Regions from separate parts of the Homo sapiens genome. Here regions 1 and 2 are each linked to region 3. A link is a loop called in an ENCODE intact Hi-C map of the cell type or tissue named here. Cell type or tissue: heart right ventricle. All regions are shown on one strand. Each heading gives the region's core, and the rest is flanking DNA. Links, peaks and the distances in the headings are about the cores only.

Region 1 (10,378 bases), core at 1,709-6,708, 88 kb before region 3:
AATGAATCAAGAGAGAATAGATTTTATATGGATGTGTATTTTGTTTCAGATTCATGAGCTTGGGCAAGTTATTTAACCTAAGATTCAACTCCATCATCTGTAAAAGGGACAGATTAATAAAGTCTAATTCATGAGACTTTGAGGATTAAATATGTAACTTCATTAAAAAACTGTATAGTGTCAGGCTTATAGTGATACGTATTTTGTGACTTTGGGTCTAGATGCCTGAGCAGCTGTTTGAGTGGAATCTTTACCTGTTATGCTCCTTCTCCTTGTCATCTAAAGGAATCTATTCTCTTTTTTGTTCCAATTTTCTTCTAATCCCTATTCTCCAAAATGCATAAACTGGGCTAATTCAGCAATCTGTTTCATGATTCAAACTAAAAATTTTCTCTTTCCCTGCAAGTCAAGAAGTCTGCTTATTCTTAAAATTATCGCCAACTCCATTAGTCTGTATTGAAGGTTAGAGAGGGGTTTTGCTTATTCTTGAACAGTTAAGTACTTAGTTACCTATCCACACATAAATTGTGTGGGATTGCTACTTATATACTCACCAACACTATCACCTGACATTTGAATATTGCCAATTAACCTATAAATACTTTTTCATGAAATTCAATCTCCTTTTGTAACACAGACTATATGTTTCAAAAGATTTCAGAATAATTCTTTACATTTGAATTCTTCCATATATTTTGATTTTCATTGAAGTAGTCTTAAATTTACTGAAAAAATAAGTATTTTATAAGACATTTTAACAGTTACAATGTGTAAATTACTGTATTAATGTTCCTAGAAACATGCAAACATAAATAAATAATGATTTTTTTCTCCTCAAATTTCTTACAGCCTAATGAGGAAAAAGACACACGTGAACATGTAACTATAATTTCATTTTAATCTAAGATTTCTAAGTAAAAAGATAACCAATAAGAATAGAATTTTATGTCAAGTTTTACATTTTAAAGGTCAGAATGATAAAACACTTTATTTTGAAATGTAAACAGCTTCAAATTATCAAAATAAATCTTTCTATGAAGTTGTAGAAGGGTATGGTGAGCTGCTATTTCTAAGAATTATTGGTTTTTTTTTGTAATTCTATTAAATTTATAGAGTTGAGTTTTGTGAAGTCTTCTTTTTTTGAAAGTTTGTTTATCTGGGTGGCAGAACATGCTAGCATTGTGGCTAATTTACAGCCTCCTGCAGCTTTTAATTTTAAATCTGTTTGATACACTGGTTTTGTAGAATAGTTTATAGATTTGGTTATATAAACAGTCATTTTTACTCTTTCTTTCCATTTTAAAATTACCATGTGGAAATTCCTTCAAGTTTAAGAAATAGATTATTGTGCACTAAAACTTAGAGTTGGATTTAAATTGGCCTTTTTTTCAATAAAGTAAACCAATCCCTTCGCATGGTGTGTTATTATTACCTTCACTGTGGTTATGCTTCCTGGCCAAAGAGACACAGAGATTATTTTGAGAACATATCCCCCAAATATACAAAAATACCACACTTAAAATTTCTAATCAAATACACCAACATTATGGATCTCAGAAAACACCTATGTCCAGCAAGAATTCTCTCTAGTCTCATTGCCCACTCACTTGGCCACAAGAGCAAGGACTCTGCAGTGGTAGGAAAGATGGAGTTTCTGGACTGAGAACTGGATGCCAGCAGGAGAGGTGAGATGGTCATTGGCATATTGGGGAATGTAGGGCTGGTTGATCGGGGCACATGAGAAAGTTCCTATCCTCTCTCCTGACCTCCTTTAGTGTTTCTCTTCCTCTACTCCATTGAAGACTCAAGAACTCTGTTTCTGGAGCAAATTAAAACTCCTTCCCTTCTCTCAGTACCACAGAAGACACAATGGTGTCAAAATGAGAACAGGAAGAAAATGAAGAAGAAGCATTAGAATTGTGAACATTGGTACAGTTTCATTTTGAGAAATCTCGTAATAAAAGGTATTCTTGAGAGTCAATGAAAACTAAATAGAGCCAGGCTCTGGCATTTGCTTACACTTTCACGCCTGTTGTTCTCTTGCACAATTTTAGTCACATGACTAAAATTCTTTCTTTCTTTCTTCTCTGAGGACATCTAGAGTCTGCATTTGAGATTCCAATAATAAGGTAAAATTTATTTGCTGTACATGGATCCAATCAAATCTCTGCACTCCTTCTTTTATTCTTATCCCTCTCACAAGGACATACCTGAAATACGTTTCATAGTCCATGGCCGACTGTCAGAAGAGTGGTTGAGCATGGTTTTGAAGCAACAAATCTGCCCCCTACTGATAGTAGGCAACCTTTCATAAATCTCAGTGTCCTTATCAGTAAACAGAGATGATGATAGTGCACTGCCTCCTAAAGTCACTGTGAAAATAAAGTATGGATTGGGCACGGTGGCTCACGCCTGTAATCCTAGCACTTTGGGAGGCCGAGGTGGGTGGATCACTTGAGGTCAGGAGTTTGAGACCAGCTTAATCAACATGGTGAAACCACATCTCTACTAAATACAAAAAATTAGCTGAGCATGGTGGCGCATGCCTGTAATCTCAGCTACTTGGGAGGCTGAGGCAGGAGAATAGCTTGAACCTGGGAGGTAGAGGTTGCAGTGAGCCAAGATTGCTCCATTGCACTCCAGCGTGGGCAACAAGAGTGAAAACTCCGTCTCTAAATAAATAAATAAAATAAAGTGTGGCAAGGTATGAGAAGAGCTGAGCACAGAGCCCAGCATAAGAGAAGCGCTTAATACATACATTACTATATTGTTTTTACTAAGTCCCCTTCTTTTCTTTTTTCCATGTTTTTCCTTTCATCTTCCCCTTTCTTCACCACTATTGATGTTGTAATCACCACAGCTTTGTCGGTGGCAGTGCAAGGCACTGAAGTGAGAAGCTGTATATGGAATACATGAGGCGGCTGGGTCTGTGACCATTACCTCCATTCACTGAGATCAGACTGCCTTGTGTATCTAAATAAACAGCCATTGGAAAAGGATTGGTAAGATACACTTGCCACCATATTTTTCCATTATAAGCTTTTGATCAACTTCCATTCCAAGTGGACAATTTACCAGAGTGGTTTGTAGTTATGAAGATGAGAGAATTCTTCAACTCATTTTCTTATATGAAACTCTCTGACTATGGGTTGAATTTGTTTAAGGGAACTTACCTGAGCTTGACAACTAATCACATGTACATTTTTATTTTAAATATTTCATTAAGTGCCTTACATGATGGAGTCTCCTATTTTAAGGTGCTTTAGAGTAGCTGTCTCTTTTGAGAAAGGAAAAGAAATATTTAAAATTAAAATTTTAAAATTTACATGAACTGATGAGTTATAACTCAGAATTAAATGCTAATTTGGATAGAGCAAGAAGAATTAAGTACATTTATAATTTTATTGTATAATTAATTCATCCTTTCTAATAAAATCAGCACAATATAGGAAGAGGTTAGAAAAATACAAAAAAGACCTATTATTAACAACAAATCTGGTGTGCATTTTGCATATTTTTTTCTGGCCTTTGCACATATATTTTTAAAAAATATGACTGTGGCCGGGTGAGGTGGCTCATGCTTGTAATCCCAGCACTTTAGGAGGCCAAGGCAGGAGAATTGCTTGAGTCTGGGAGATCAAGGCTACAATAAGCCATGATCAAATCACTGCATGCACACCAGCCTAGTGACACTGAGACCGTATCTCAAAAAAAAAAAAAAAAAAAAAAGATTGTATTGATGTTTTTTTAAAAATTTTGCTCTTTTCATTTAATACCAATTTTTGCTTAAACACAATATTCTTAATGATTGCTTAACATTCCATTGCATGAATGTACAATAATTTATCCACTTCTGCTAGTAGAGGCATTTATCTCCTTGTCAGTTGGACATTTACTTTGTTTCCAGTCTTACAGTGTTATAAATAAGTGATATTGAATATCCTTATACCTAAATATTTATCTTTATTTGGGGGAGTGCTTTAATGGAAAGAATAATGATGCCAATGGTTTCAAATGGAACTTTTATAGTATTCTTTAATTTTAATTTTTGAATTCAGCAGAAAAGCATGAGTTTTGAAATAAAGCTGAGAAGGATCTGCTTAAAAAGAGGTGGCTGGTAAAATAGCTGTAACTTCAGCATAACTTTGACAAAAATTGAACCAAAGATTTAGCTGAGGAGGAAAAAGAAAGGAAAGATATGGTATAGAAAGGACAATATTATAATTTGAAATAAGGAAAGACAAAGAATCAGGTTGTCTGTAAGATTCTAAATAGGATTTCAAAAGTAATAATGCTACAGACTTTTATAAAAAGAAAAGATGAGAAATTTTGTTTATGTATTATGTTTTAAGAAATTATTTGACATTCAGTTACATATATTTGCATGAGTGATACTGAATTTTAGAATGGATTAAGAAGAAAACTAAATTAAAACCCATCATTATATAGATGGTAGTAGAAATAGTGAGACTGACAAAGACTGATTCATTTAACACACATCCATACAGCATTCATTATACAGAAAATGATGTGCTAGGTGTTCAAAGGAGTAGGAAAATGAAACTTCAGGGGCAAATGATGAGGTGGTGGGTAAATAGAAATAGCTGCACCAGAAAAACGAGTTTATTTAAACTATATTTGAACATATTTTAGTTTTAGTCATGGCTATAAAGTAAAACATGTAAGAATGGGAAATCAAATATTGCCAGCCATCTCTTGTAATAATTAAGAAAGGAGAATAACCATGAGGTGGTGCTATTCAACAAGAAATCAGAAATCACAGCTTAAGAATTTTGATGTTTATTTTGGCTTACTAATTCTCTAGAAAGGCACACTGAAATTGTTAAATCTTCAGGAAACAAACACTGGGAATTTAAAGGGACAAATTACTAACTGCTCCATCTAACTCATTTCCTTAGGCCATTTAAATTTTTGGAAATATTGCAAATAAACGAATCTGTGGTTTTCTGGAATTGGAACAAGAGCAAAGCTCAAAGATACTCAGACAGAATACTTCCTGCCTTGGATAAGCGCCTGCCGTGGGGCCATGGGCAGGTTGAAAGGCAGCCCACGAGGAACAAGAGAACAAAGGCCCTTCTATTTTCATGAGTTTACATTTGTCAGTTTCTCCAGTGGGTGAGACACCTCCATGTGTTTGGCAGAGAGTGGTTTTGGACTGAACCATATGGAATCTTTCCTGAGACAGGCATTGGTTGATTTACATTAATATAAAAGCAAGTGATTTTAAAAAAATATAAAATGGGGCAGTGACACTGAAAAAAAGAATAGTTTCACTTTAGTAACTGACAATACTTTTTTTTTTTTTAAAAAAGAGCCATTTTGAAATAAGCACCAAATGTGCTGTGTATTTTCGTAAACTGTAGCTTATAAATTAGATTAACTATGTATTTCATAAGACTTATATAAGGCTGAATATGGTCTAAACTAGTATTTAAATTATACCCTTCCCCTCCTAGACAATTCTTATGGTTTCATAAATATTACATATGGCCTCTAGAATTAAACCAACTTGGTTTACATTTGAAAATGGGGGTTAGGGAGAGAAGGCCCCATAATAAAGTTTTTCAACTCAGTAAAAAAGTTTACAATGTCAGTTGGAATTTTCAAAACATTTGGGAAATACCCAACAGGAAGATAGAAGCCAAGAAAATCACTTGGAAATAAAGAAAGACATATAGAGGTAAAAATAAGTCAAATTAAGAAAAATGGAAGTGCTTTAGGCTTGCTGAATGTTTGGGTGAAGAGTTCTGTGAAGTTTAGTGGCTCTTTTGAATTTAAGAGGGATGTTCCTATTTTGGTATAATGGGAAAACATAGTTTCCTCAGTAGCTGGCACATCTATCTCCCCTCAACCCGTAAACCGTCAAACCTGTCTTGACTGCTCCGAACTGCTGGGTTTGTCTCGTGCGGATGGAATCTCAATCTTTCTTACCTACACCTCAGAAAGGAAGCACTTACAAGGTGAGGCTAAATCTGAAAAGTAGACAAGGGGATCAAGAGAGAGGAAAAATAAAAAATAGGGAGTTAGGATCAAAGGAAGATTTTGCCCCTCTCTGGTCCCTGATCAGGGAACAGAAAGCAGAACTTCCCAGAGACAGAGCATTTTCTTGATTCTGGCACTTTTTCAAGCCGTAAGCTCTATCGTGCTCTTTCCTTCACTGCTAACTGCCAGTGATGTACCATTTTCCCTTTACAGTTTTTTTTTTCTTCCAGCTTTTGTACTCTGGTTTCCCAATTCAATATGCTGCAATAAGGTCATCAGATTTTTCCAAATTATCCAGTCAAGTGGTAATTTTTTTCAGTCATCTTATTTGTTATCTGGTTCAATCATTCATTGAAATTTGACTTCCTTTGAGTTCTATGAGAAGCTCTCTCCTGTCTCTCTTCCTGACTACCTGAATATTCTCTGTTTCCTCCTCAACTCTTGCTACTTGAATGTCGACTTTTCTGGATTTCAATTTCAGCCTTTTCCCCCTCCAGTTCTACCTACTTTTACAGGATGAGCTACTTATCCTGGGCTCATCTTCTAATTCTTCGTTGATAAATCTGAAATCCATGCCTCAAATCACAAGTCTTTCCCAGAGTTGCAGATATCAATATCTAATTTCCTAGATGTTTTATGAACATCTTCATAAAAATATCTGCAGGCACTTCAAACTCAGAAAGTCCCATACTGATATCTGGCCTTTCCTGCCGAATCTTCCATCTCTTTTTGATTTTATTAATAAAGAGAGCTTTACAACTTCCCTAGCTAGAAACCTTGGATTCATCCATGAGTCTTCTCTCTCTTATATCCTCCAACTCATATCCATCAGAAGTCTTTGGAATTACATGTTTAAATATATTATACATTTGTGCCTTATTTATCTTTGTCCATATTTTATTTTATTGCTTTCCTGAACCATTGCAATAGCTTCATAACTTGATTCTTTTCTAGTCCCCATTTGGTCCTTCATACAAACTAGTACCAGACCTAACCTTCCAGAAGACAAATCAGATCACAAGTCACACTTGCATTCTTATAAACATTCTATGGTTTCCCATGATCCATTGATTAAAATCCAAATTTTCTCACATCACACTTAAGATTATTCATAGTCGGGCCTTAACATACCTTGTGTCTTATGTCTCCTCCCATACATGTAAGCCACCCCAAATGACTCTTCATCATGCAAATTCTAATATCTCTGCCTCAAAGATCTCTTTCCCCGTTTTCCACATTATGTTGATCAAGACTCAGATCAAATATCAATTCCTCCATGACACATATTTTTCTAGTGCCTAATAAGAATTCTGTGTTTGTTATTTTTCTAAAACTGTAAGCCTGAGACTTATAAAGGATTTTAAGTAATTAATTAAATCACTCATTTATTTTGTATCAACATTTATGAGTAATTAATTTGTGTCAGCTACCAAGGTGGGCCATAGGAAGAAAAAAGTGGAGACTCAATCTCTGCCCTTGAAGAACTTACAGTGTATTAGGTAATGAAGAATAATAAATGCATTTTTATGATGCAATTGTCCACCTCAACACAATTTGTCCACTCTTTTACCTCCATGAATGACTGAAACATTATTTCCTTTTTGGTGACAAAGGTCAATTGTGTGCACACAGAACAGATCTCTTCTCTTAGGCCTCAAGTACATGTCTAAGACTCAGCCAACTCCTAGTATGTTTCTTCTTCTTTTTTTTTTTTTTTTCTTTTTTACAGCATAAGCAGGGCTTGCAGGACTAAATTTGTTTTCCTCTCTCCTCTAAAACTGCCATACCATCATTTGGTTTACTTGGGCTTGACTTTTTTAATTTTTTTTTAAATAAAGATTTTTGTGGGTACATAGTAGGTGCATATATTTATGGGTTACATGAGATGTTTTAATATAGGCATGCAATGTGAAGTAAGCACATTATGGGGAATGGGGTATCTGTCCCCTCAACATTTATCCTTTGAGTTATAAACAATCCAATTACACTTTTAAGTTATTTTAACATGCAAAATTAAGTTATTATTGACTATAGTCACCCTATTGTGCTATCAAATAGTAGGTCTTAATCATTCTTTTTTTTTTTTTTTGTACCCTTGCCTTGTTTCTTGTAAACACAAGGAAGCAGGTGCTTTCATTAGGTGAGTTTTACTATTATATGATCACAACTGGGAAACAGACAATGGAGAATAAAAATAATACTCAGGGACTATACCAAGTTTAACAGGATCTTCCAAAATTAGTGTTTGGCATACTGTTGACAAAGTAACTGGGTGTCCCATTGGTTTTCTGCTTTGTGCTTTTATTCCAAAAAGTAAACTCACCACACTTCCTCTTTCTTTCTAATTCTCACTAAAGGGCTTGCTTACCCCATTCTCACTGGAGGTCTCTTTCCGAGAAAGGAGGCTGGGAAGATCTACCAGAATAGCATAAAGAGAGCTAAGTTAATCATCAACTTAGGTGCCCCTTCAAATTAAGGAGGTGATTCACACCTCTGTCTGTCTTTAGACACAAAGATATCTGAGTCTCTGTGTCCCCTGCCTCACACAAGATGGTTCTTCTTTTGTCTCTACCTTACAGAAACTTATTCTAGTGGTTCAGTTTACACTTTTTCTACCCTAACTTTCTCTCGTATTCTCCCTGGGAACTAACAGTAACCACCTTCCCTCCCCTCTTCCCTTCTTTCATCCTTTTTTTTTTTTTAAAAAAACTGCTTTATTGAAGTATAATTGATGCACAGAAACGGCACACCAAACTTGCTGAAGATGGACATATAGAAACACTTATGAAACAATCACCACAACCAAGGTAACAGACATATCCATCGCCTCCAAAAGTTTCCATGTGCCTCATTTTTGTTCTTATTGTAACAATGGGATCTACCTTCTTAATTTTTATTTTTTTCCTGAGACAGAGTCTCACTCTGTTGCCAGGCTGGAGTGCAGTGGTGCGATCTCAGCTCACTGCAACCTCCGACTCCCTGGTTCAAGCGATTCTCCTGCCTCAGCCTCCCGTGTAGCTGGGATTACAGGCATGCGCCACCACGCCCAGCTAATTTTTCTACTTTTAGTAGAGACGGGGTTTCACCATGTTGGCCAGGATGGTCTCGATCTCCTGACCTCGTGATTCGCTTGCCTCAGCCTTCCAAAGTGCTGGGATTACAGGCATGAGCCACCGTGCCTGGCCCACTCTCTCAACTTTTTAAGTGCACAATACAGTATTGTTCTCTCTGCATAGTATGTTGTGCAACATATCTCTATAAATTATTAATCTTGCATAATTGAAACTTTATATACATTGAACAGCAACTTACCCTTTCCCTCTACTCCCAGGTCCTTGAAACTACAATTCTATTCTCTGCCTCTATGGGTTTGAGTATATTAGATACCTCATATAAGTGGAATCATGAACTATTTGTCATTCTGTGACTGGTTTATTTTATTTCTCATAATGTCCTAAAGGTTTATCCATATTGTTTCAAATGGTAGAATTTCTTTTTTTAAAGGCTGAATAATATTCCATTTTATGAATATACCATATTTTCTTTATTTATCTATTGATGTTAGACATTTGGGTTGTTTCCATATTTTTGTTATTGTGAATAGTGCTGCATTGAACATGGGGTGCAGTTGTTGCTCCAAGATCCTGATTTCAATTCCTTCGGATATATCCCAGAAGTTGAATTGCTGTATAATATGGTAGTTCTAATTTTAATGTTCTGAGGAATCTTCATATTTTTTTGATACAGCTGCACCATTTTTTATTCCTGCCAAGTAGTGTACAAGCGTTCCTATTTCTTCACATCCTTGCCAACATATCATCTTGGATGTGCTCAATCTTCTCTGATTTTGGAAGCTTCTACAGTTTGAATGTATATGTCCCTCCAAAAATCATATATTGTAACTTAAACCTCAAGATGATGGTATTAAGAGGCAGGGCCCTTGGGAGGTAGTTAGGCCACTAGGACTCTGCTGTCATGGGTGGGATTATAAAAGAAATTGAGGGTGCAAGTTTGTTTCTTTTTGCTCTTCTGCCATGTGAGGACACAGCTACCACGTAAGGATGCAGCAATGAGGTGCCCTCTTGGAAGCAGAGAGAAAGCCCTTACAGACATGGAATCTGAAAGTTCCTTGACCTTGGACTTCCCAGGCCCCAGAAGTATGAGAAATAAATTTCTATTAATTATAAATCATCCAGTCTAAGGTATTCTGTTACAGCAGCACAAGCAGACTAAGACAGAAACTAAGAAGGGTATGACCTGGTTAGTGCTTAGATAAGAGCAGGCATTTTATTTTATTGGTACACTATTTCTTCGCATGTCTGAAAGTTTGTTGAAAAATGGTCAAATACTTTAAGGCCAAGGAAGCACAAGACTT
Region 2 (10,378 bases), core at 2,200-7,199, 130 kb before region 3:
AACAAACTAGGGATTTGGATGGGGTATATGTCATAATTCTGTGGAGTAGAGACTTAAAATTCATTTCTTAAATCTATCAAATTGTCAGCTTTATTTGAGCAAACATGTGTATTTTAGTGGCTTTTGGAACATATGCTGCCTTGAAAAATAAATCTGCTTATGAAACAGAATATAACATGAGGCTACTTCAAGCATAACTAATAATATGTTTATGTGCCCTCCATGCATGTTGGAAAGCTAGGTGTACAACCACTTCATGAACAAATACTGAGGGACATTTTAATGTGTAACATGCCCTAATAAGTAGTTTGGAATAGTAAAAAATTAGTTGACTTAGCTCTTAAGCAGTGTTTAAGGTTAGTTAAAAACACCAAAATAAAAAAAATACCAAAGATATATTTTGTGTGCAGAATGCATGGGATGCACATGTGACAAAAGTTGTAGAAGTTCAGGAAAAGGGAGATCACTAGATGACTGTTTCCCAGAGTGTGAGACATGCACACTGGTAGTTCTCTGGATGAATTTATTTATATAATTCTTTTTAAGAAACATAGTCTTGCTCTGTCACCCAGGCTAGAGTGTAGTGGCATGATCATAGCTCACTGCAGACTTGGACTCCTGGGCTAAAGTGATCCTCTTGCCTTAGCCTCCAGAGTAGCTGGGAGGACAGGCATGAACCACCACGCGCTGCTAATTTTTAATTTTCTTTTTAGGTGGGGAGGGGCATCTCAATATGTTGCCCAATGCTGGTTTCAAACTCCTGGCCTCAAGTGATTATCCCATCTTGGCCTCCAAAACTGCTGGGATTACAGGCATGAGCCACCATGCCCAGCTCCCCTGGATGATTTTAGTTGTTTCAACAAATAAGTTTCAAACCAAGGAAATAATTCCCTTGGTCAATTCTCTTCTAATTCCCTGAAAATATGCCAAGGAAAAAGTCCAAATTTGATGCAATCACACCTTTAACGCATCCTTAATATTTTTTAACTTTTTCCTTCTTCTTTCTCTTTTTACAGTGAAAAAGCAGAATTAGGATCATGGCCTTTAGTAGGATGTAGTTTGTAGCAAGAATTTAAGAAAAAATAGTTTGCATCTTATTCTCTTTAGAGTTATTTTTTTGTTTTTTTATCAAATAATTGTTTTTGAGTCACTGTGTTTGTGTCTCATGTACAAACCTTCTACTATGTTCTGCTTCTTCCTCCTTTATATTATTTCAAAAATCTGTGAGGCCACAAACCAAAGCAGAATTATATAAGAACAACAAAACCAAAGCCAAAACTGTGTCAGCAACTTTTTATAAAAGAAAAACATTATTTGCAGGATTTAAAATCTATAACTTTATCATTCTCCAAGTTTTATACTGCTTTTATAAAAATGAAGCAAAATGGAACACACACACAAACACAATGCTTCAACAAAACAAAAACTCTTCCAACTTCTGCTTTAAAAATACTGACTATACTGGTTTGAGTCTGACTCATTGCTGATATTTTAAATTTAGGAAGTTGAACTTCTTTTGAAATAGTAGGAAAAGGTCAGTTTTTATCTTTGGCAGATTCTGATGTCACTAGGGTTAAATGTCTAAAATTCAAGTATCCATATTAAAGTTATCCAAATCGTAAGAAAAAGAACTAAATAGAACAAATAGAGTTAATAAATAATATTAAAAGCCACACATTACTAAAACCTTGGCTACCTATTGAAAATAAATTACTTTTCAAAATGACCTGTAATTTTTAATATGAATGGCTCATTCTAATGGTGATATTTATTTCACTTTTCTTTTTATTCCAAGAAACTAGTTTTCAAAACCTAATATACTGTTATATACTTAATGATGCCTCATAAATATCTTTGGCAAAGAAGTGAGATAGTTTCAGAAATTGATAAAGAGTTTTAGGAAATGTAGCTTGGCGCACAAGATAAAGCTTTACACTTGTCTCTGAATTTATCTTAGTAGCATTTTTCAAACAAGTCATCCATACAATATTTATCAATACTGTGTTCTATGATATGTATGCCTAACTAGAAACTTTGAGAAATTTCCTCCATTATGTAGTTTAGCTTTCACTTACTATATAAATTTGAGAAAGAAGGTTCTGATTTGGTAACTTACATTATTAAAAACTTATTTTAATTCCTTGGAAAGATCTTGCCCCTTCTGTTCTATTCTATGAAAAGTTGTGGGTGGCGTGTGGATTTCTTTCTCTGCTTTACTCAGCACAATCTTACTTTTCTAATATTTTCTGATGTTTATCTCAATCATTGTCCCGGAGAGATTCTCCCCTTTCTGCCACCTGCACCTAACAGGGGAATTTTTCCGAAGAACTTTTTTTTGTGGATTTATCTGCATCCATGGGGTACAGATTTTGTCATAATAAGTTTCAAGAAGAGAAGTAACTCTTATAACTCTAATGACTTTTAGTCTAAAATGAAAGTCTAATAAGAAAGTATTTTAATACACAAAATTATTTTAGCTCATTTTAGAACAGTCATTGTTATGTTGCCATATATAATATTGTGCTCACAAATCAGGCATGGTGGCTCATGCGTGTGATACCAGCACTTTGGAGGCCAAGGCAAGAGTATTACTTGAGCCCAGAAGTTCAAGGCTTTGGTGAGCTGTGATCATGCTACTGCATTCCAGCCTAGGTGACACAGTGAGACCCTGTCTTTAAAATAAATAAATATATATATAAAATATATATACACATATATACACACACATAGATGTATATATGTATATATATGTATATATGTATAAATATGTATACACACACAAAGACAGAGAGTGTGTATGCTTAAACTTAGTCAAGAAATAAGATTGAATATTAAAGAATATTGAATAGGCAGGAAAAATAATGCTAAACTCAGTCACAATATCCATTTCTAACTCTTGGGACTTGCAGTAGTCGTTAGGACAACTTTCTCCCTGCCCAAAGAATTTCAGTAACAACTGAGTTGATTTATTATGTAAGAGCTAAACTGTTTGAGACAGAAGCACTAGCTGATATTACATGAGAGGTCTGAAAATAAGGAAAACAGCAAAACTTGCTGAGGGAAAATACTACATAGTAATTGATAGGATTTCAATGTTTATTCACTTGTGGGGGGTAATTTTGTCACAGAGAAAAACATGCTCTTTAGGTTAAAAAACTATTTGAAATCAGTTTTACTTTATCTTTCATGATATTGAGTTTCTTTAAAGACTTCTTTCATTAGTTTAAGCCTTCTGTACCTTTTTTCTTGACATGAGTCTCAGTGTAAAGACTACATATTTAATTAAGCATGGTAATCTCCAGGAATCCTTTCATTGAAGAGTTGAGAAGATTGTCATATTTTATCAAGATAAAATTGATATTTTAAATTTAAATAAAATTTACGATTTCATGTTTTTACATACTATATAAAATATTAAACTAAAATATTACTTTTGTTATTTCAAACTTCTTACCGTATTTTTTCACATTGTTCAGAAAGTTGTGTCATGCTTATCCATCGATATTGTTCTTTTTTTGTATTTAGATGAGATATAGTTAATTTCACTGAGTAGGGACGAATAAACTGAAGAACTTATAGAAGTTAGAGAATCACTTTTTGATTACCAATGAGGACAAATTCAGACAAAATTTCTTTAAATAGTTGAATGACAGAGTTGGATAGAGTATAAGAAAGAATGCTTACCAGTAAGAATTTTCAAAATAAAAATGGTAAGTTTTGCTTTATCTTTCCAGGAGGTATTTAAAGTTGTTTTTCTCCTTGAAGGTGAGAATAAACATTATATACCCCTCTAGGTTTCTATCTAGTTTGCCTGTTAATTTCCTTGTAATTTAAGATCCTACTGAAACTGGAAATACAAAGAAGGAAAGACATAAGTCGAATTAACATTAATCATACTTTAAAGCACAATTGTTGAACAAAGATATAATTATATTTTAAAGCTCAAAGTATTTTTATATAGTCTTTATGCACCAAATTGAAACCTATATTTAAAAAAACTAGTTTATGTTTTTGACAATTATGTTTTAAATTTTTGTTTTTTTAGTGACTTATTTTTAGCTTTAAAGGAAAACTCTTTTACATGAAGATAAGTAAAACTGTTATAAAATGTTTGTATATTAAAAACTAGAGAGTAAAAAAGTATTTATTTATATAAAAGTCATTTAGTTAATATTTATGCTTTGTAATAAATAGTGCCCATAAGTTTTTCGGTAATGTTACATTGTAAGAAAAATAATTTTTATTATTCTGTATTATTATGCAATGTTCAATTGTATAATAAATCCTGAAATTCATTTTAGAATGAAACACCACACGGTGGCAGTGTTTACTAAGAAATTGCTGAAGTATGGGGTCATCACAGGGTTGAAAGTCCTTTATGCTGCTGTACCCTTTTGTGTCTGTAAAATTGGCCATCTATTTCAACTGTTAAAAATGAATACTAGGCCGGGCGCGGTGGCTCACGCCTGTAATCCCAGCACTTTGGGAGGCCGAGGCGGGAGGATCACAAGGTCAGGAGATCGAGACCACCCTGGCTAACACGGTGAAACCCCGTCTCTACTAAAAACACAAAAAAATTAGCCGGGCGTGGTGGCGGGCGCCTGTAGTCCCAGCTACTCGGGAGGCTGAGGCAGGAGAGTGGTGTGAACCCGGGAGGCGGAGCTTGCAGTGAGCCAAGATCGCGCCACTGCAGTCTGGGCGACAGAGCGAGACTCCGTCTCAAAAAAAAAAAAAAAAAAAAAGAAGAATACTAGATTCGTAAGGGTGGAAATGGTAGATACTTTTTTATTTATAAAATGTTTTATGTATTCAAAGCCTAGTGTGGTACCTTTCATAACAGCGAAAAAAAAGACAATATTGGATTTAGTTTGCTGATTCGTATTTTGTACATGTGCTTACAGATTAAAAAAACACCAGAAGAAAGTGCAGAATAAGTATTAGCTAGAGGTTAGAATTTGCCACCAAGGTGTATTTTAAATATTCAGAACAGTGGTTAGGTGAACAGCAGTGGGATGAACAGCCCAATGAGTATTTTGAAATGGGAAGCCATTTAAGCATAAATATAGTGGACTAATATCCACAAGCCACTGAAAGCGGAAGGACGAGACTGAGGAAATGCTGACACAGAACCTCTCTCCTCCTTTCTTGACTATTACACTCCCATCTTTGCCAAAAATCCATCACTGAATATTTCCTTGCCTGTTGAAATAATGAGTTCAACTGTTGAGACCTTAAAATGCACCTATATTTGGAAACATTTTCTTCATTTTTCACTTGGCTCTGTAGTAGGATAGCTTGTACACCTATCCTGCACAAAGCTGTGACTAAGTTGCTACTAGGTTTTATGATCTTAAGACTCTTCAAATAATGCAAATAATGCCCTTCTGCATTTATGTCATTTGTCCATTTAATTAATCCGTAAAACCAGTTATGAAGTGCTAGATTTGTTTAAAAAAAAAAAAAGGTAATTTTTACAAGCAATATAAAATGATTTCTGTGTGAAGGAATTAAATGTGAATGCCCTGGTGCTACTACACAAACTCCAACAGGTCAGGGATCTTAATTTGTTGAGCTCGCTGATGTATCCAAGCACCTACAAGGTGTTTGATGGAAGCAGGTGCTCAGTGAATATTATGAGTAAATGAAACAAATAAATCTGTGAACTTGTAGCAAAGTAACCAAATCACAAAGCTTTTTTTTGGATGAGGAATATAATGAAAGATAGCATGACATTGAAATAGGAGCTAGAAGAATGAATAAATAATTCACTTCATTTCTAAAATATAATTCCAATTTCTGGGTCTTCAGTAAATAGAAAATAAAAATTGTTTATAAAATTTTAAAGTCACATAGAGTAGGAGTTAACTGGAAATTGTAATTTAATAATCATCATATGTAAAATAAAGATATTGATCATAATCTCTATGAAGTTACATTATAAGAAGGATACAATTATTTTGAAGATTTTTTTTTGCACAAAGAAATAAAGAACAGTACAAGGTTATGGGTAGGAAAGAAGAGTCAGTGAATTTCAAACATTAATATTAATATGACCTGAATTGTGCCTTCTGGCTGTTAGAGCTTAAGGACTTTAATGCCCTTACTTCGATGTTGTTGGAATGATGCCAGTGATAAATGCTGGCATAATACTTACGGGCTAACTAATGAAATGTATTGACTGACTTAACTTCAATTATTTACCTTTTATTATGTATTCAATTTTGGTTGCTGTTCAGTTAGGCAGCTGTTTATTTTTATTATTTTTCTCTTTGATGATAAAATCCTCTCAATAATGAGCCCATCTCACTTGGATGGATATATGGAAGCTTTTTCCAAGTGGGTGGGGACAAAAAATTATAGTTTTCAGTCTCTGGCATGATAGTTATAGGTGGGAAGCAGGCACACGCTTCTTCCTGTTTGCTTTCCCATCCGTTTCTTTCTTTGTCCATTGGTCTCTGTTGACCTCTTGTTCTCATCCAACTATATAAGCTGGCTTCTCCCTTCTTCCTTAGAGATGATCGATTCCAAGGCAGCCTCATTTGAACAATAGCCTTTGCATCTTAATGGTAGGAACTCCAAAAACAAAAGGAATAAAATTCTTGTGAGACATATTGCTTAAGAGCACAGATTCGAGCTGACTTTCTGGACTGGAAATCCAACTCTACCACTGCCAGATGTGTAATTTTAGGCAAATTACTCAACCTCTTTGTGCCTTGGTTTTCTCATGTGTAAAATAGTAGCTAACTGGTGGCAGAATTGAATGAATTGTATAGGTAAAGCGTCTAGAATAGTGCCTGGTGCATAGCTAGCATTATTTGACTGTTGGCTCTCTTTGGGGCAGGATTTTTAGCAACATTGTGTAGGAGAGGTTGTAAGGACCTTAGAGTTTCCTAACATTTGTGACTTTAAATCACTAATAAGGTACTTGCTTTATCTGAGAATATGGCCTCAGGACTATACAAGTATTTGAAAGAATTTTTTTTTCCACAAAGAAATGAGAAACAGTATAAAGTCATTGTAGGAATGAAGAATCAGTGACTTTTGAACACTAATATTAATATAACCTGAGTTGTGCCTTCGGGCTGTTGGAGCTAGAGGATTTTGATGCTCTGACTCAGGTATCATTTGAATGATGCCAGTAATAAATTCTGGGATAATACTTAGGGGTTAACTATGCAACTGTAACTTGGGTTGGGTTATTATTACCTGCTCTTTCTGGTTTTGAAAGAGTTTAAGAGGCAACAGGTGTTTGGCCAGAACACTTCCTTTAATTCACAGAAATGAATGCTCTAAAAGTGTTTAAAGCTTTATTATACTGAAGCAATTTCTAATATTAAGAAATTAATCATATATTACTCCTCAAAATATTTTTTCAATAAGCAGTCACAAGATTTGCTATAGATAGATATATATTCACATATGTTTCTGATACTTAAACATAATGCTACAACTTCTCTAGAACATACTGGTGATCAAATGTGAATTTTTCTTTTAGGAGAAAAATTGATGCTTAATCTTATTATTCTTATTTGCATTTTTTCTATGTTAAAAAATTTAACTATTTTTAGTTGACATTAACTTGGCCTCTCTGCAAAATATGTTCTGTATTATTAAGATAATTTTATGTCCATTTGTTTATATTTATAGTTGCTAAATCTGTAACTTTCTAGTGCTTTTTTTTTTTTTTTTTTTTTTTTTTTGCAAAAGAAAGAGGGTCATGATGCAGGATCTGGGTGAAATTAGAGCAATAATATTCATGGAGAATGTGAAATAGTAGAAAAACAGAACAAAGACTTATGCTTAGCTATATCCTGGTGGCAAACTAAAGCACGGAGACTGTGTCCTAAGTCATAGCCAATCTTGTTCTCAGGACTAGTTACATGATTTCTGGGGCCCAGTTCAAAATAAAAGTGTAGGGCCCCTTGTTATAGAGTTACTAAGCGTTTCAAGATGGCAATGTCAGAGCATTAAGCTCAGCACAGAACAAACATCCACGAAGATGGCCCTTGTCCTTATATTGTGCCTGGAAAGTGTGGTAGGCTTTGAATTGCTCTTCCTTGCTCCTTCCTCTCAGAGAACAAATATCTTCAAAAATAAATGGGGTTTCTTTAAACTAAATATCTATTGTATGATGTCCAACTGCTGAGTTCTTGGCAGACACTGAGAACCTAATCTGTGATTACTTCCTTCGTGGTTTTAAAGTATGTTCTTAATACCAAATAGATGGTGTTTATTTATAGTTGAGTAGATTCAGACAATACTCCAAATATTAAGTGTCTGCCATTCAAAAGGGCTTGGGAAAACTAGGAGTTTATTATTTCCTTAACTAAATCATTCTCTTCTGTGAATCAGTAAAATGTTGTAGACTACTTACACTTTCATGAAAACATAAACAGTATGGCTAATACTCCAAATCACGAGGCGACCTGTTTTGATTGCTCACAGTTTTATCTGTGCTCTTCATGCCATAGACCAGGCTGTTGGCCATACATGGAGAAGCATATATAAAACTCAAAGTGCTATCTATTTTGGAATTCTTTTAGTGCTATTTTTCCCCATAGGAAACACACTTTCTTTCTTCTTTGCCAAATAGGGAGTATGCTATATCCAGTTGCTTTTTTTGTAGCAACATATTGAGCTCATGAACTTTGGAATCATTTCATTAATGTAGGCTGAATGTTACTGGAACTGAAATACGTTAAAGACAGGAAACGTTGTGTTATATTTTCAGCATTATTGGTATAAATGAAAACCTTAGCTCTATAGCTTCTCATTTCCATTTTTTCTCATCTTGCTTAGGTACTTTCACATGCAAATGAGAAAATGTAATCTTTTTTGTATTATGTAAAAGTTAAAGTACCATTTAATTGTATGCTCATTTATGAATTAGAGGTTATGAATTTAAATCCATATATTATAATGCTGGCTTATAAATAATGATCTCATATAGAAGTTATATGCCCCACGTAGGTAGCATATGTTCTGGACACATTGGATGGACTAGTTTTATGCCAATACCAAGTCATCTCCAGGTGGACTCCTGTGGATATGCGTTAAGACATCTAGGTGGCCAGTGTAATAACTTAGTCCAGAATTGATGGACTAAATCATATAAGAATAACATAAAAGTTGGAAGATTAGAGTTCAGTAAATATAAATCCCTAGGGGGATCTATCTATCTATCTATCTATCTATCTATCTATCTATCTATCTATATTTCAGTTTAGAGAATGATTAACAAATAAATCATAAATGTTTATGATCATGTCCAAATCTACCCTCTGTACTCTGAATGTGTTACAATACTTGTGCTTAATAATTTAACGCAGAAGCAACAGAAACTTTCTAACTAGCAATCTACACAACAGCTTCTATTAATTAAATTATCCATTAACATTTGTGTCATTATTAGAAATTGGAAAATTAAATTAAAGCCAGCAATTTTTAATTGGTACCACAGGTAAAGTGTGTTTGGACTTGTGTTTAATAGGGCAGTGAGAATGAGGTATGTATAACACAAATTAAACAATTGTGCAGTTACTAGGCTAATATGTAGCAAAAGAGTTAATAAAAAATACTAGTTTGGGACACTGGTTAATGTTTAGTTCCATGTAAGACAAGAAAAACACAGAGTTGAAATTTGAAAGTAATGCCACATTGTATCTGGTTCACAGTGACCACTTAATACATATTTGCTAAATCTGATGACAGACAAGAATTTCTGAGGTTTTGGTTCACATTTTAAGAGTTAACCAGCAAAATCTCCCTCTTTCCTGCTGTATATTCCCATACTTACACTAATGTCCCCTTTTTTACTTTAAAACTATCAGATTCTGAATTTAATAATTCTGCATATTAATTTTCACTATATCCATCACAAGGCTTAAAACACAGTTGAGGCTGGGCGTGGTGGCTCACGCCTGTAATCCCAGCACTTTGGGAGGCTAAGCTGGGTGGATCATTTGAGGTAATGAGTTTGAGACTGGCTTGGCCAACATAGTGAAACCCTGTCTCTGCTAAAAATACAAAAAAATTACCTGGGCATGGTGGCAGGCACCTGTAACCCCAGCTATTCATTAGGCTAAGGCAGGAGAATCACTGGAACCCGGGAGGCAGACATTACAGTGAGAAGAGATTGCGCCACTGCACTCCAGCCTGGGTGACAGAGACACTCTGCCTCAAAAACAAACAAACAAACAAAACAAACAAAAACAAAACCAAAAAAAACCCCCAAAAAACCACCACACACAATTGAGTCCCATTCTTAACATTAAATGACAAAATGACCTGAGAAGTCAATCTTTTAGGAGCTTAGGCTGGTAGAAAGGAAGTTTTGGGACTCTAATCAGAATATATTACTCACTGTTCATACCACCTT
Region 3 (10,378 bases), core at 1,974-6,973:
TTCTGAATAATTATCCCTGAAAGCTAGCAAATAGAAGGTATGTTACGTCAGTACAAAAATGAACGAGAGCCGGATGCTGTTTTCAAGACTAAATCGTGATATTCTGGGCATGAAAACTAAAATTGAAATCCCCACTTCTACTTTTATTCCCTCTCCATTCTTCCTTCCTAATTTTTCCGAGAAACCCTAGGCCCTCATGCTGGTACCTCTTTAATCTTAAGGGCTTCCTCCTGAATTTTCTCACTCAGAGATCTGAAATCCTATCTAAATAACTTCAATTCTGGTCTTTATCCCTTCTTTCATCAAAACTTAGCTGTCCTCAGTCAATACCCTCAGGATATTGCTGTGTAGCAGGTGGTCTAATCTGCTAAAAGTGTAAATGGATTTAAACACCTTTCAAACCACATCATTTTTCCCATAGGCTTGTGTGTACCTTAACTACCCTAGAGATTATATCTCTCTGTTACAGATGTCCAGACTGAATGAAAATTTTACTTCCCATCTCCTTTCTCACTCTGGGCCCTTTCCATATTGTTTTCTTTATACAAAATAAAATGTTAAAGAAAAGGCAGACTCTTTTCCGGTTAGCGCGGCGGCAGAAGCCATGAGCAGCAAAGTCTCTCGCGACACCCAGTGGGAGGCAGTGCGGAAAGTCCTGCACAGGAACCAGCGCTAGCGCCACAAATTCCAGGAGACGGTGTAGGTGCAGATCAGCTTGAAGAAGTATGACCCACAGAAGGACAAGTGCTCCTCGGGCACCATCAGGCTTAAGTCCACTCCCCGCCCCAAGTTCTCTGTGTGTGTTCTGGCGGACCAGTAGCACTGCGACGAGGCCAAGGCCATGGATATCCCCCACATGGACACTGAGGCGCTGAAAAAACTCAACAAGAATAAAAAACTGGTCAAGAAGCTGGCCAAGAAGTATGATGCGTTTTTGGCCTCAGAGTCTCTGATCAAGCAGATTCCACGAATCCTCGGCCCAGATCTAAATAAGGCAGGAAAGTTCCCTTCCCTGCTCACACACAACGAAAACATGGTGGCCAAAGTGGATGAGGTGAAGTTCACAATCAAGTTCCAAATGAAGAAGGTGTTATATCTGGCTGTAGCTGTTGGTCACGTGAAGATGACAGACGATGAGCTTGTGGATAACATTCACCTGGCTGTCAGCTTCTTGTTGTCATTGCTCAAGAAATACTGGCAGAATGTCCGGCCTTATATATCAAGAGCACCATGGGCAAGCCCCAGCGCCTATATTTGAATAAACTCTATTACCAGTAAAAAAAAAAAAAGAAAGAAAGAAAAGGCAGAGTGGGAATTTGCACATAGATTATATTGGTTGGAAAGTATTATGCAACCATTTCTTGAGAATTTTTTCTCTCCTTGATTAGGTGGTAAACTCCTGGAAGTAGTGTCTACTGTTTTTGTTACTGTCATTATTATTAATCTTGTTCAACTTTTATGAATCAAAATAATTTTACCAAAAATTAAATTTTGAAAAATTTAATTTCTTGCTATTAAATTCATTTATGTTTTCATTCCACACATATTTATATTCATATATTTACATATTTACTTATATAATTATAATTCATGTTTTTAAATTATTGTGAATGTTTCACTATAATATTATTTTAGATACATGTGGGCATATTGTTAGGTAATGCACGTATCAGTGGGAATTGATCTAAAGTTTATTTTGCATATTCAGGACTTTCAATGACATGCACATAACTAGTGTTCAGTTAAAATGTTTTATTGAATAAATGTTATTCCAGTAGGCTGAACTATATATGCAGGTTAACTGGCCTTTTACTCATTTCTAGCATATTTATTGTTTGTATGTACTGGCTGGAGTTTATCTGTTGGATATAGATGGGGAGTTACTGAGTTGTGGGAAAACCAGAAAACAAGGCAGGAATAATTAGAAGAGTACTGATGTGCACCAGAAAATGTTAATCAGGCCGGGCATGGTGGCTCACACCTACAATCCCAGTACTGTGGGAGGCCAAGGCAGGAAGATGGCTTGAGCCCAGGAATTCGAGACTAACTTGGGGAACATAGTGAGACTCTGTCTCAATAAAAAATAAACAAGAAAATGTTTAATCAGATTACTACTGTGTTTGCAGAGCGTATACATTTTCAAACAATGGTTTTGAAAAGACTGCTCTGATATATAAAGTTGGGAAGTGCTGCTCAGATATATAAGATTTCCCAATTAATTCCTTTTCCTCTATCTTTTCGATAATTTTTTAATAAAACTATCCTCACGATAAAAATTATGATGAATAATTGTTTTGATTCTCTGTAGGGGCACTATGAATACATTAGAACAATAAGCATAAACTATGAGAGGCTGGTGGTAAACAGAGGCAAATGGTGACCCTCCAAGATATCTTGTAGACATTTTACCTGCATCTACACAGAGAAGGCAACCATTATCAACCTTATATAAAGTAGGGGAAATATGTCTGCCCTCATAACATTTGTGCTTCAACTGGCTAGATATTAATATGTCTTTGAGTGTGTAAATGTCCAACCCTGGTAAGTACATATATTAAAATGCCCTGAAGAACTTTGCAGAATCCTGAGTCAACAACTGGACAGACGTAAGACAGTGGTTAAGAGAATGGGCCTTGGTATGAGACTTAGATTTGAACACTAGTTTCTCCTTTTACAGTTATGTGATTTTGGCCTATTAAACTCTCTGAACATCAGTTTTCTCATCTAAAAAATGGGGATGATAATAATGGTACTTGACTCACAGAGTTGGCCTGCTGATTAAATGAAATAAGGCAGTAAAGGAACTTAGTAGAGTATCTTATGGTGTGTAATGGGTGGTCAAACATGTTAATGTTGGGAGAGGCAGTTGTCATGGGCCACGAGACTCCCTGTCTTTTCCTGCAGGATGTATTCAAAGTGCAAGACCCTGACTATTTTTTATCTGGACCATTTCTCAGGGTTTCTATTAGATACCCTTGAGGGAGAAGTAAGCTCTCCCCTTCAGGACAAAGAGCAGGATTGCTTACTGCTTGCTCTAAAATGCAAGGTGTTCCTCAGCTACAATGCAAACCCAGCTTATATATGTAGCATTCATGTGGACCCTCTTCCTCACCACCCTAACCCTGGGGGCAAGAGGAACTAAAGCAAACATGCGGATGCTCATGCTACTTACTGAACTGTGAGTAATAAATTCTTTTGCCTCTGACCCATTAATCTTGTGTCTCCTGCCAGTATCCTTGAAACAGTAATAGACTAACTTATTAGTTTGTAAGGAGGGTAAAATAAAATTCTAGACCCAGTAGTTTTAGAGATAAGGATAGAATATTGAAAGAGATTGGCTTTCTGGCAGAGGAAGGATAAGAATCCTAAAAGTTGGGTTCAGAGGAGGACTCCTGGGACTGGTAGTGAATGTACTCACTCCAAGATGTAGGGAAGGATGGAGGAGGCAGAGTAAGGGCCTTTCCTTGTCCTAACTGTTAATGAGCCTAGGCAGTGAGAGATAAGGTTGAAACAAGCTGCCCAAAAGGTATATTGGTTATTGTTTACTGTCCTCCAGGGAAGAGGACAAAAGATTGCTACCATGACAATGAAGCAATAAGCCCTGAGGCCCCAACTGAAAGGCAATGTGGCTGTGGTTGTGGAGCCTAGGAATCCAAAAAGTTGAAATAAATGGTGTCAGCAATGATGACCTTGCTATTTGACGCAGACCTTTGGTTGGGCTAAAAATATTGGAAATTTGTTTTTCTGAGCTGCAAATGAGTGGCTGCTGGAAACCTAAAATAAGTGCAAAACTGTTTCTAATGGTGCAGAGCCAGCTGCTGTAGCATATCTTATCCCTGCTGCAGCCCAACTTGGCTGCCAAGGAAGACAGAGCACTAAGTGCAGGGTGACCAAAGGACATGAGGGCTGTTAGGTGGGAGCCACAGTGGGCTGTGCAGGTGCAAGAAGGGGTCCCTAGTCCCAGACACTCAGATGCTGGGAGGTACACAGGGAAGGAAGCATAACTGTGCTTAGGCGCTAATTCTGGAGAGATCAAGGGCAAAGAAAAAGCCTCCTTATCTTCCCTGTTTCCTGTGAGACACTCTCTGCTGCCACACTGCACGCCATGCATTCCTTGCTGGGAGACAATGTAGTCTCCTGGCAGTTGTTGCTATAGCCCTAACTCACATACTTGTTAACTTCTTGGTCTATGTTTCCTTAGGGGAAAATGGTGCTCAAATTCAACCCATGGGAGTTTTGATGGGACTTATCTTTGTTAGTGACATTGTGGGTGGGGCCCAGTGGGCTAATTCAATGTAGTGATTTTTGTGTTCCCACATCTGAATTTAAAATGGAATGGTGTAGTAGATGCCTGCACTTCTCCATCCCCTAAGTGCCAGAAGGCACTCTCTTGCTCAGGGACTGCTGCACCTACTGTCTCCTGCAGGGTGCTCTAGCAGAAAACAATCCTCACAATTATAGACTTGAAAGACTATGGGAAGACTCAGGCTATTTCCCAGTGAAACAGCACCACCTGCCTGATACAGGCACCAAGTACATCCCTTTTGAAATGCAGCTACTGGCCTGTGCAAACACTAGGCTCTTGAAATGGAATGCCTTACTCACAGGGACCCCGTGTGGCTTTTCTGCTTAGTATCTCTCACCCAAAACAGGAGTGGGTTAACTTGAACTCATGACTAACAAGATAGGTGGGAACCCACAGGCCTCACTAAATGGAAATGGCATATTCATTAGTGCAGCTAGCCTGGCCCGAGTGTCATCTCAGTTTTACATTAAAATGGAATTAAAGTAGCTGGAACAATGGGATCCTAGATTCAAAGAGGCTTCACTAAATGATTGGGCCTGGTGCACTGATAATTCAGCTTTAGCTGGACACCTGATGGTGTCCACTGAGCTGCTGCCACTCACTGTTCAGCGTCAAGGTCAGCTATGTGAAACCAAAAGCAGACACAGTCAATCCTCTTGGTAAGCAAACTTAGGGCAGTCCTCATAGCCTTGGTCAATCCCCCTTTGTTCAGCTTTGCTACATTTCTGTTGACTCCTGGGTCGTTATTAGTGTCAGAGCCATCTGGTCTGTCACTTCGAAGATCTCAGACAGGGAGATTAAAGACACTCCTCTTTAGAGCCAAGTAGCTGATAAACCCTGTGCCACCCAGGTCATCATGACAGCAGACATGACAACACAGCCACCATCATGGACTGGGCACATAGTAAAGAATTCTATGTTTCTGATGCAGAAGCTACCAATGTATATTAGACTTTTGATTTCTGTGAAAGTTAACTCATTTGTTTTGCAGAAAAAAAGAAAAAAGCCACATGATGCGCTGGCCCTGTTTACTCCTGAAAAATTGCATGCATTGACCCTTGACTCTCTCTTGGAGCTACTGTTGGTGTCTTACCACTGTTAAAACTTTTTAAGGTTTTCATGTTACTGTCTCATCTCTGGCAACATTGCTGTAGGCTTTGAAATTAAACTGTGTCACGTTTTCTGCTTTCCAGCCCACCTGGAGTTGAAAAATAGTATGCCCTTAGTACAAAAGGTTAGTCTAAAATGGGCTATTTATTTTTTTTTTAAGACGGAGTCTCACTCTGTTGCCCAGGCTGGAGTGTAGTGGCACAATCTCAGCACACTGCAACCTCCACTTCCTGGGTTTAAGAGATTGTCCTGCCTCACCTCCCGAGTAGCTGGGACAACAGGCACCTGCCACCATGCCCGGCTAATATTTATATTTTTAGTAAAGAGAGAGTTTCACCATATTGGCCAGGCTCGTCTCAAACTCCTGACCTTATGATCTGCCCCTCTCGGCCTCCCAACATGCTGGAATTACAGGGATGAGCCACCACGCCTGGCCTCAAAATGGGCTAATTATTAAGGGCCATTTATCTGATGGACATTCCACATTCTACACCATCTACAGGCATCTGGTATTGTTGAGCACTAGAAAGACTTCTTCAAAAATCAGTTCAAAGATATTTCTGACTCCCCCTCATCACATCCTCCTACTTGACACATCTTAGTAAGGCAGTTTGGTCACTGAATGCTGCTGTCCTTAGAAAATGTTCATCTCTTTTTGGCTGTGTTCAGGGTAATGTTTTGGAAAAAGACAGTAAGAATTATCTAGACCTATTTTGAAAATTCAGGACTCCTCCTGACTACTCCTGGGCATGCTGCTGCTTTTTTTCCTCTAACTGCAAGCAAATCTGCTATGTGTGCACTCTCCATCTGGCTCTCTGCATTACCCCCCATAGGAAGTAGAGCAAAACCAACATATCATGCTGATGCTCATCAACTTGCTGTGCTGTGAATACTAAAATTATTTGTTTTTGAGCCAGGAGTCTTGTGTCTTCTACCAGAATCTATGAAACAGTAACAAATTAATTTATTAGCATGTAAGGGGGGTAAAAATCAAATCCCAGACATCACAGTTACTGATAATAAATTACAAATTTCTATTCTTAGATCACAGGTCTGAAATATAGGTGGCTGAAGCCTTCGCAGTACCATACCAAAAGTAGACTTAAAGTAGACATGTGTCTAAACCTTACTCTCAATAAGAAGTAAAATCAGTGAAAACTGCTTTTATTTTGTCATCCTACTTTTTTTTTAAGCCAATGATTGGGTGCTATGTACATTAAAGAGAATCTCCTATGAAGGTCAGCTCTTAAATTACAAATTTTATGAATGTGAAAGTGAGATGTTGAAGTTCGGGAAAGCTCTTCTGTTATTATCTACTCAAAATTTGTGAAGAAGAATTCTGCCAAGAAGTAGATTCACAATTGAAGATGCTTAAATTAAGACATGGAGAGATGATCATAAGAGAATGAGTATTTAGTAATACCTGGGATTTTGACTAAGCATATATTTTCATAAGAATTCTGCTTTTCAAAAAGAATTTATCTTCTTACAGCTAAGATTGCACAATTACATATGTGCCTTTGAAAGAAAATAAACACTAGACCACTTAAGGTCTTGAAAAATGTCTGAAGTGCTTCCTCATTGCTGTTTAAGCTGTGCAGTCTCACTGTCCTGCTGTTTACCACCCACTGGCCAATCAATTACAGTCAATCAGCAAAGAATAGCAACAGTTACCAACAAGAGAGATGACATGCAGTTTAAACTGCTGACCCATGAGCTGTCCATGAAAGGCACAACCCTGAAGAAATACATATTTGATTCCTATTTGGATTCTGTGATTTATTGCCTTCATCACAAAACATCACATAAAGGGTGAGGTTCAATTAGAAAGAGACAAATTTTGTTTTCATTATTTTAAAAAAATATTAAGCCAAAAGTTATTTGATTCAGGAGCATGGTTCATCTCTATCTTTGCAATTTCTTGGGTATGTCCAAGCCAAGTGATGATAAAAGCTTGTTTGTTCTAGTGAAGAGTCAAAATCCTTCGTTCTGATTCTAGGTTAAGATCTTTGTTTTCTTATTGATTTTCCTCAACTCTCCCTGACATTAGTGAACTATGAACTTGGTTTGGCAACCTATAGGTGAGGTACAGAACAGAAAAGGGGACTTTTGAGCTCAGAATCCAGTAATCATTTTGACTTGCTAATGAATGATAGATTTAAACTTCCAGGTACACCCAATAAATTATATACATACATACATGCATCTATACATATATACAGACATACACACACAGTTTTACTCACCTATTGTTTGATGAGTTTTTATTTGTACTTAAGTATTAGATTTTTATATTCTTATATAAATTTTAAACTTCTAAATTTACATAGTTTAGGGTCACTTACCTTTATTGATTTCTTTCTTTTATGCCATATCTATTATTTGCAAACTACAACATAAAGCTTTATGGGAAATGAGGAAAGGAATAATATAATCATGTGATCCTAGGATTTCCCAGGATTTCCCAGGATTGTATTATCAGGAAAGGAAATAATACAAGAATACCATGCCAGGTTAATGTCAGAGGTAAATATACTATAATAAAGATGAAGCAGCATTGTTGTCTGGGGTAAATACCCGAGGTTCATTGTCCCACACCAGGGAAATCGGGGACGCAGACACAAGAAGTAAGTTTAAGAGCGGATGTTTAATAGGCAAAAGAAAAACAGAATAGCTTTCTCTCCTGCAGAGAGAGAGGAGCGCCTGAGTAGGTCTTCCGTTTTTGTGGTGAAATGCATGGGGTTTTATAGACAGCTTGAGGAGGCAGTGTCTGATTTACACAGGACCCAAAAGATTGATCAGACCAGGTATGATGTTTGCGTAGTGCACAAAGAAACTGGCCATCCCACCCTAATCTTCTATTATGCAGATGGGTTCTACCTAGCTGGTGCCATGTTGTTTGTTCCTTACTGTGGGTTCTCCACCTGGCTGGTGCCATTATGTTTTTTCCTTACTGTACATGTGGTTGACAAAGAAAAGAGAAGATGGAGCCACTATGTTGAACATGCCTGGTCCCCAGGTAGCCAATTTTCTATTGGCTCAGCTGCCAGCATTTACCTATGAAAGCTTTTAGCTTGCTTATCTATGCTTACAGCTTGACTTCTCAGGCTGCTTTCTGTTAGAAAAGAAATCATTTTGGGGTTGCTTTTTATTAAAAGGAAAACTTATGGAGGACTCTCTTACCCTCACTATCTGCCTAAATAATTTCTTTCTAGCTCCTGTATCAAAGAAACCAATGAAATAATGTAAGATTTAGAAAGTAAAGAGGTCACTTTTGGCTTTGGAAGTGAAACGTTTATAAAGAACGGTGTTTAAAGCTGGGATTCTGATGGTTGGTGACAAGAAATAAAAATAAAACCCCAAGACCCCCAACAGACTGAAAAGATGCCCTCTTGGCCAAGGGGACTCCACAGTAACCTTGAAAACTGAGCTTTCGACCATGTCTTGGGATGACAGATCAGACATGCCCCATTATACCTCCTTCCTTGCTAACTGCCATTAGACTTTCTTCCATAAGGGATAAACAAAAACCAGTCCTTTCAAAATACTCCACCACTTGTATCAACCAACCACCTGCCACTGCCCCTTCTTTTTTTTTTTTTTTTTTTTTTTTTTTTGGCTTCATACCAATCAGGGAGTAGTTCTGGACAGTCTATGGAGAATGTGCAGTAAGGGTTTTTCGTGTCCTCTGTTTCAGCATTTGATGTCACCAAGCCAAAAACTCCACCTTTGGATCATGCTGATGCTGGCATTTTTTGCACAAGAGACCCATGAAGGGGTATGAAAATCAATTGCACATGCGCGCATTTCTTCTTCCATAAATATTCACAACTCCTCGTACAGCTTATTAAATCTATATATGTGCCACCTTGCTCAATGTAAATTCCTTTTCCTTTTGCCCCTCCCTCAAAGTGTCTGTGTCTGGCTTCTGACTGGAGGCTATGCTTTTCAGCCTGTCAGAATGGCCACCCTGCAGACCAGGCTGCAACTCTTTATGAGAAACAAAGCTCTCGTTTCCAAATTTATGAATCTCATCATTCTTCAGTTGATAATGATAAGGCTAGAATACTTTTTTTATTTTTTGAGACAGGGTCTTGCTGTGTCACCCAGGCTGGAGTGCTGGGGCACAAACATGGCCTTACTGCAGCCTTGACCTCCCAGAGTCAAGTGATTCTCCGACCTTAGCCTCCTGAGTAGCTTGGACCACAGGTACATGCCACCATGCCTGGCTAACTTTTTCATTTTTGGTATAGAGAGGATTTCATCATGTTGCCCAGGGTGATCTGAAACTACTGGGCTCAAGCAACCCTCCTGCCTTAGCCTCCCAAAGTGCTGAAACTACCGGCATGAGCCACTTGCACCTGGCCAAAGATTTTGACTCATTGTGTGGTTATTTATTAGAGCAATACTTTAAACAACTTGTAGTTTTAAAAAATTGTATTCCAAGAAATGTGACTGATAAGTACAATTTGTTCATATCTCAAAGTATGCAAGTTTCTACATAGAATTCTAACATTCTAGTTTAGGATTTTCAGACACTTTGATCATGCCCACAGAAATAAACATATTTTACATCATGACCTAGTTATACATATACACATATATTCAACTACAGCAAAATTTTGATAAAATAATGTTTATACTTATATTTAAAAAAAATTTTTGAGATATAATTCATATAGCAAAGCAAATTCATATAGCAAAGCAAATCCTGTGTGCAGCTTAATGAATTTATACATGGGTATATATAATACCTATCATGTTACCACAGCCTCAATCAAGATATAGTACATATTGAGGCCCCCAAAAAGGCTTTCTCATGTCCCCTTACAGTAAACACCCACCCTACTCCCAAAGAGGTAAACACTACTTGAAGGTTTATCAACATAGATTAGTGTTGCCTGTTTTTGAATTGCATGTGAATGAAGTATCTGAATTCTTTCAATCAACATTATGATAGAG

Evidence for each region. Peaks named below come from ENCODE experiments on the same cell type or tissue, not always from the same donor. Only the 100,000 strongest peaks of a DNase experiment are listed, where the experiment ranks them.
Region 1: it touches region 3 in a loop (28-fold over the local background); 51 of 110 quality-filtered maps call a loop at or near these places.
Region 2: a loop joins it to region 3, with 5 times the contacts of the local background. A loop is called at or near these places in 40 of 110 quality-filtered maps.

What each region holds. Positions count from the first base shown.
Region 1 is chr5:86,963,051-86,973,428 of GRCh38, reverse strand. No RefSeq gene overlaps it. Among named protein-coding and RNA genes, the nearest start is that of MIR4280, 150 kb to the left of the region's middle. In heart right ventricle, for the core only: CTCF peaks have their summits at 2,150 and 4,752; a DNase peak (open chromatin) is centred at 5,058; H3K27ac peaks cover 1,156 bases; H3K27me3 peaks cover 327 bases.
Region 2 is chr5:87,007,204-87,017,581 of GRCh38, reverse strand. No RefSeq gene overlaps it. Among named protein-coding and RNA genes, the nearest start is that of MIR4280, 100 kb to the left of the region's middle. In heart right ventricle, for the core only: a CTCF peak has its summit at 4,282 (motif pointing right); no DNase peak of the experiment used is centred there.
Region 3 is chr5:86,875,108-86,885,485 of GRCh38, reverse strand. It overlaps the pseudogene RPL10AP9. Among named protein-coding and RNA genes, the nearest start is that of LINC02059, 130 kb to the right of the region's middle. RefSeq lists enhancers at 6,805-7,339, 7,332-7,501. In heart right ventricle, for the core only: a CTCF peak has its summit at 4,519; a DNase peak (open chromatin) is centred at 4,505; H3K27ac peaks cover 427 bases.